Regions from separate parts of the Homo sapiens genome. Here region 2 is linked to region 1. The links are chromatin contacts, found by Hi-C or POLR2A ChIA-PET in ENCODE. All regions are on one chromosome and are shown on one strand. The core of a region is the stretch at or near the end of the contact, and the rest is flanking DNA. Distances in the headings are between cores, read along the strand shown. Region 1 overlaps ITPR1 (inositol 1,4,5-trisphosphate receptor type 1). Region 2 has its middle 27 kb from the start of BHLHE40-AS1.

Region 1 (2,904 bases), core at 245-2,744:
AGCTACCCTCTTACCCCTTTGCCAATCAAAACAAAAGCAAAAGAAAATAAAGATGGAACTAGTATGTCGTCTGTTTGAATTCTCTTGCCTGTGCTCTCTTTGTCCAGAGAAGCATCTTGAATTCTTTCAGAATAGAAATAGGTAGTATATATCTATTTCTTAATCACCCGGCAGGGATTATGTTTTATGATTGTACTGACACACTATTTCCTCTGTTAAACTGCTGTCATGCTTGTTCTAAAATTAGTTTAATTAATTCTTAAAACAAAAATTAAATTTAAATTAATAACTGTCTTTTCCCTTGAAAATTTTACGAAGCCGTTTGAGAAAACAGAGGATGCTTTGCATCTTCAAGAATCGTGTCTAACCAGAAAAACACTTTTCAATGTGATCCCTTCGTGGAATAGACTGGAAAACCCCAGAGCACTGCATGAGCATCCTGTGACTATGGCTCATCCAGGGTTTAGCTCTGGCTCTCTGTGTGGCCCTGAGCCAGTCACTGAACCTCTCTGGGCATCCACTTCCTGACCTACTCAAGGAGGACAAAGCAAATATTCTTTTTTTGTGTGTCTGTCTGTTTTTGTGATGGAGTCTTGCTCTGTCTCCCAGGCTGAAGTGCAGTGGCATGATCTCGGCTCACTGCAACCTCCGCCTCCAGGGTTCAAGCGATTCTCCTGCCTCAGCCTCCTGAGTAGCTGGGACTACAGGCATGCACCACCACACCCAGCTAATTTTGTATTTTTAGTAGAGACATGGTTTCACCATGTGGGCCTGGCTGATCTCGAACTCCTGACCTCAAGTGATCCGCCTGCCTCGGGCTCCCAAAGTGCTGGGATTACAGGTGTGAGTCACCACACATGGCTGCAAATATTCTTTAGGATTCCTTCTAACTAAAATACTAATTAATCCTTGGTTTATTTTCAGTAAATTTCATTTCACAATATCTAGCTGGCAAGTTCCCTAAATAATCCAACCCATGGGCCAGGCATGGAAGGGGCCAGGCCATACATGGTATCTAAGTCGGTAAAACCACCCATAGCCTATACTAGCACTTCCTTCTAATGCGGATGTTGGCTATGTTTCCTTGAGGATAAGGTTATTTTATGGCAATAAGCTGTAATTTCAATAAATATAAGCATATTAATAGGATATATATGTTCAAATAAGATCTGTATAAATACAATGTATAATACCCCAAGGAAAAGATAATGTTTAGTAAATGAATAAATGGAATTATATTTTTATTGTCACGTTTTTTACATGAAAGGTGAAGCCCTCATTGAACATGTGTTTAGGGGGAACATTTTGAGGGCACGGGCTCTCTGAAATTCCCATGTTCTGTATTCCTGCTTAGTCCCAGGACCAGTCACTGCGTTCAGGCGCTGGCACCTCCAGTCAAGGCCAATCTCACACATCAGCAGGCGATTCATAGTGATCTGATGTGCTCTGGTTTTGAACTGAGAAACCAACTAGTGCCCTCTACTGCCTCTTCATATTTACTCTGCAATCTTGTCTTCCCAGTGTTTTTAGGCGAGGTGAGCAAAACCTAACTTAATAGAAAAATGACTCCCAATGAATGGCTTTGAAATAGAAATTCAAACTGCACCTCAAGTCACTGAATCTTAAGTGTCCTTCCTGGATGAGGCCACGAATCAGGCCCTCATTATGGTACCTTGGGTAGTAACTGAATATATGCATATGCGACACTGATCTACTCACTTGCAACACATAATGTACCCAGCATTTTATCAAGGGACAAATTTCTACTACAAATGAAAGAAATTATACTTTATCATTCTTAAATGAAAAGGAGCACACAGACTTCCTAAGGTGACTATTTCTGGTGTCTGCACAACAGCACCCACGCACATCCATCCATCCGCTTCATGTGTGCCTATCACAGACCAGCACAGATCGCGGCCTGCAAATACCCTTTGTTTTCTACTGCCCTCAGCAGTAATCCCCTTCCTACCCTGGGGCTTCTAGAATTTTCCTTTGAAATGGGATGTCTCTTTCTATGACTAACCTGATAGAAACCGAATGCAATTCAAAAAATGTAACTGTACCGTAGATCTAGTTATCAGCAAATCAAAGACAATTTGTATCTCCAGCCGCTCGAATCAGTCTTCAGAGTTCCTTTCCACTCACTCATAACCTCAGAGGAGACCAACAGTGAACAGGCTTGCAAATATGTTTGCTGGGCCCGATCCTGCATCAGCCTCTGAAAACCCACACTAAGAAAACAGAAAGCTTTAAAGAAAATTGAGCTAAAATAGAAGTTATCTAGCATTTCAGTAGAACAACTTTAAATCTTCCTATCTGCTGAGACAACTATCTTTACTAACTCTATTTGTTTTTAGAAACAGAACTAAGCAAAAATTATTTAGCTCCAACAATGTGGTTTCACCTACAGTTTATAGGACAAGCTCATCAGAACCCAATAGCAAAGTTCATTTTTTAAAAACACATTCTGACATGACCAAATTATACAACTTCAGTCATTACGGAATAATCTCAGTGATATGCATATATATATATATATATATATATATATATACACGCACACACACGTATCTACACACAGACATATATAAATATATATAAATATATATATATATATATCCCTCCACTGACTTTGCAATAGGTTCTGTATGTTCTGAGTTGAGTTTGCTCTGTGGTTGCCAGTGTCTAACAGTAAACAGCCCCACTGCATTTATTGGCAATTACTGCTGAAGGTCACACATCAGCAGTGAGCCTAAATTCCAGGAAAAAAAGCAGCTCTTATGTAACTGCTGCCTGAACACTGGCAGGTACCCAACCCAGCAGTTCACAGCAATGTAAAAAGTAGGACATCTCCACCCTGGGTTGGGCGTCATGAGAACGCCCCCTGAAGGTGAAATTTAA
Region 2 (2,904 bases), core at 214-2,713, 280 kb before region 1:
TGCTCACTGCAGCCTCCGCCTCCCAGGTTCAAGTGATTCTTGTGCCTCAGCCTCCTGAGTAGCTGGGACCACAGGCATACACCACCAAGCCCAGCTAACTTTTATATTTTTAGTAGAGATGGTGTTTTGCCATGTTGCCCAGGCTGGTCTTGAACTCCTGGCCTCAAGCAATCCACCCACCTTGGCTTCACAAAATGCTGGGATTACAGGCGTGAGCTACCACGTCTGGCCCACTTTGACTTTTTAATCCTAACATCTTACCCTCTGTCCATTCAACAGAAACTTGGCTATGGCCACACAGCTAGGAAGGCGGGCAGGCAGTGCTGGGCAGGAAACTGTCAAGCCCTGGGGTTGTGGTCCAGGCTGGATCCCCTACCTTCTGGTAGGGATTCTTGTGGCTTAATCTCTGTACTTTGGATCCTAGAATGTCAGAGCCGAAAGGAACCTTTTGGGGCCCCATTTTACAAATGGGGCAACTGAGGCACAGAGAAGGGCTGGAAATTACTAGAAGCCACTGAGTAAGAGCCAGAGCAGAACTGGAAACTAGGTCCCTTGACATGTTTAGAAGAAGTAGCTAGCTAGATATCAGGAGTGGAAATTAGAAGAGAAAGACCAAGGAGGAGAAATGGCTCTCTGAGGAGGGTGTCTGACTGTGATGGCTGTTAGTGGGGCTACGAGGGATTAGAGAAGACTTGAGGAGGAGTCCCTTAGATCACTGGTTCAAAAGGGAAGAGAGGGTTAAGAAAACAGGACTTTGCCAAGGAGTGGACAGCCCTCTAAACTGGAATCCATTTGGATCCAGCCTGGCCATAGATCTCCAGATGCTAAACAGAATTTCTTGTTCTGGGCCTGGTCAGTTTGGAAGTCCTTGGTCAGTAGCATTTGGCTGGCAGCGAGCCGCCAGATGGCCTGCTCTGTGAGCACTTGCTGAAATCAGAGGCAAGGCTTGGTTCCCCTTCCCGGGAGCCTGCACTCCAGGTACCTCTGTGAGGCCCCACTCCAGTTCTCTGTCAGCATCTGCTCGGGGCTTTCCTCTTTCTAGGTCTTCTTCACAGCTCCTCCTATGTCACATTGCCTCGGGTCCCACCAGCACTGCCCTAAGCTGGAAAATCCCTCCGAGCCCAAGCAGCCCGTGACCATAGAGGCAGGAAACTATGACACTAGAGGCACACAGGGTGTGAGGTTTATTCTTGGTATGTGGTTGGGAAAGGCGGGGTTGAATGGCGGTGGGGTGGGATGGGATCCTCAAGAGAGATAGAGAAATCCAAAAAGAAGGAACCCCTTTGAGAATATCAGAGTAGTTTTCTTTTCTTTTGTTTTCTTTTCTTTTCCTTTTTTTTTTTTTTGAGACAGGGTCTCACTCTGTCACCCAGGCTGGAGTGCAGTGACATGATCTTGGTTCACTGCAATCTCTGCTATCCGGGGTCAAGCGATTCTCCTGCCTCAGCCTCCTGAGTAGCTGGAACTACAGGTGCACACCACTGCACCCGGCTAATTTTTGTATTTTTTGTGGAGTCGGGGTTTCACCATGTCGCCAAGGCTGGTCTCGAACTCCTGGCCTCAAGTAATCTGCCCACCTCAGCCTCCCAAGTTGCTGGGATTACAGGCATGAGCCACTGCACCCTGCCTCAGAGTAGTTTTCTTTCCCAGCGTGTTCCCTTTGCTTCAAGCCTCTGGGATTGTCTCTCTTCCTTGGGGTAGCCTCTGGGTGTGCGGGGAGCAGGGGAGCATTTTAGGATCAAGGGTTCAGCTCCTCAATCAGGGTCTCCAACCTATAGAGTTTAGCAGTAGCAATCGTAGTAACATAGGGAATATTGAAATTAACTGATCACTTTCTAGATGCCAGGTTTTATGTACCTAGTACAGTGCCTGGAACACAGTAAGTCCTCAATATATGGTAACGTGATTGTATGATTGTAATCCACCTTAGGAAGTGGCATGGGGCCAGGCATGCCTGTAATCCCAGCCCTTTGGGAGGCTGAGGCAGGCAGATCACTTGAGGTCAGGCATTCGAGACCAACCTGGCCAACATGGTGAAACCCCGTCTCCACTAAAAATACAAAAATTAACTGGGCATGGTGGTGGGTGCCTGTAATCCCAGCTACCTGGGAGGCTGAGGCAGAAGAATCTCTTGAGCCCGGGAAGTGGAGGTTGCAGTGAGCCGAGATGATGCCATTGCACGCCAGCCTGGGCGACAGAGTGAGACTCTGTCTCAAAAAAAAAAAAAAAAAAAAAGAAGAGGCATGAATCCCAATCCCATTTTAGAGATGGGGAAACAGATTCAAAGACCACAAGTCATTTTTCCAACATGGTACAGCTGGCTATTCATTCGCTCACTGATTCAATAAGTATTCATGGAGTCCTTGCTGTGTGGCAGCCACTGCTGTAGATGACAGAAATGGAGCCCTGCACGTGGCCCCCGCCGTCAGGGTTCATCTGTGTGTGTTCTACTGAAGGGAGTCAGGTGATGAACACACAGCAAGTCAATAAGGAAGGGAATTGCAGATTGGAATAGAAAACAGGCATTGCAGGGAGATGTGGAAGAAGTGAGAACATGACAGTGCTTTAGAAAGGAAGAGAAGGGAAGCCTTTTTAAAAATCTTTATTTTTTGTAGAGATGGGATCTCTCTGTGTTTCCCAGGCTGGTCTCAAACTCCTGGGCTCAAGTGATCCTCCTACCTCGGCTTCCCAAAGTGCTGAGATTATAGTCATGAGCCACCATGCCCAGCCAAGGGAAGGCTTTTTAAGGGAGGTGACACTGAAGCTAGGATTTGATGAGTGTGAAGGAGCTGGGGAAAGGTCGTTTACAGCAGGGGCAACACCAACAGCAAAGGCCTTGTGTGGGGAGAGAACTTGGTTGGTTTTCAGGAGGTTCAGGGAGGCCAGTGGGAGTGAGGTGAGCAG

What was found. Hi-C counts contacts between places; a loop is a spot of excess contacts on that map. ChIA-PET counts read pairs that join two places held with the same protein, here RNA polymerase II (POLR2A). Pooled maps may share reads with other maps.
Region 2: a pooled map shows a loop between it and region 1 (2.4-fold over the local background). The contact joins two enhancer-like sites. A Hi-C loop is called at or near these places in 2 of 37 single-sample maps with no recorded cell type and 5 of 50 pooled maps. POLR2A ChIA-PET finds 5 or more read pairs at or near these places in 10 of 52 experiments (GM12878, HCT116, K562 and 7 more).

What each region holds. Positions count from the first base shown.
Region 1 is chr3:4,720,826-4,723,729 of GRCh38, reverse strand. The region is part of intron 40 of ITPR1 (inositol 1,4,5-trisphosphate receptor type 1); the gene reads right to left. Among named protein-coding and RNA genes, the nearest start is that of EGOT, 29 kb to the left of the region's middle. Within about 2 kb of position 1,494, at least 18 of the 41 ENCODE cell types and tissues checked have a DNase peak (open chromatin) inside an H3K27ac peak, as active enhancers do.
Region 2 is chr3:5,005,094-5,007,997 of GRCh38, reverse strand. No RefSeq gene overlaps it. Among named protein-coding and RNA genes, the nearest start is that of BHLHE40-AS1, 27 kb to the right of the region's middle. RefSeq lists enhancers at 273-402, 923-1,192. Within about 2 kb of position 1,463, at least 5 of the 41 ENCODE cell types and tissues checked have a DNase peak (open chromatin) inside an H3K27ac peak, as active enhancers do.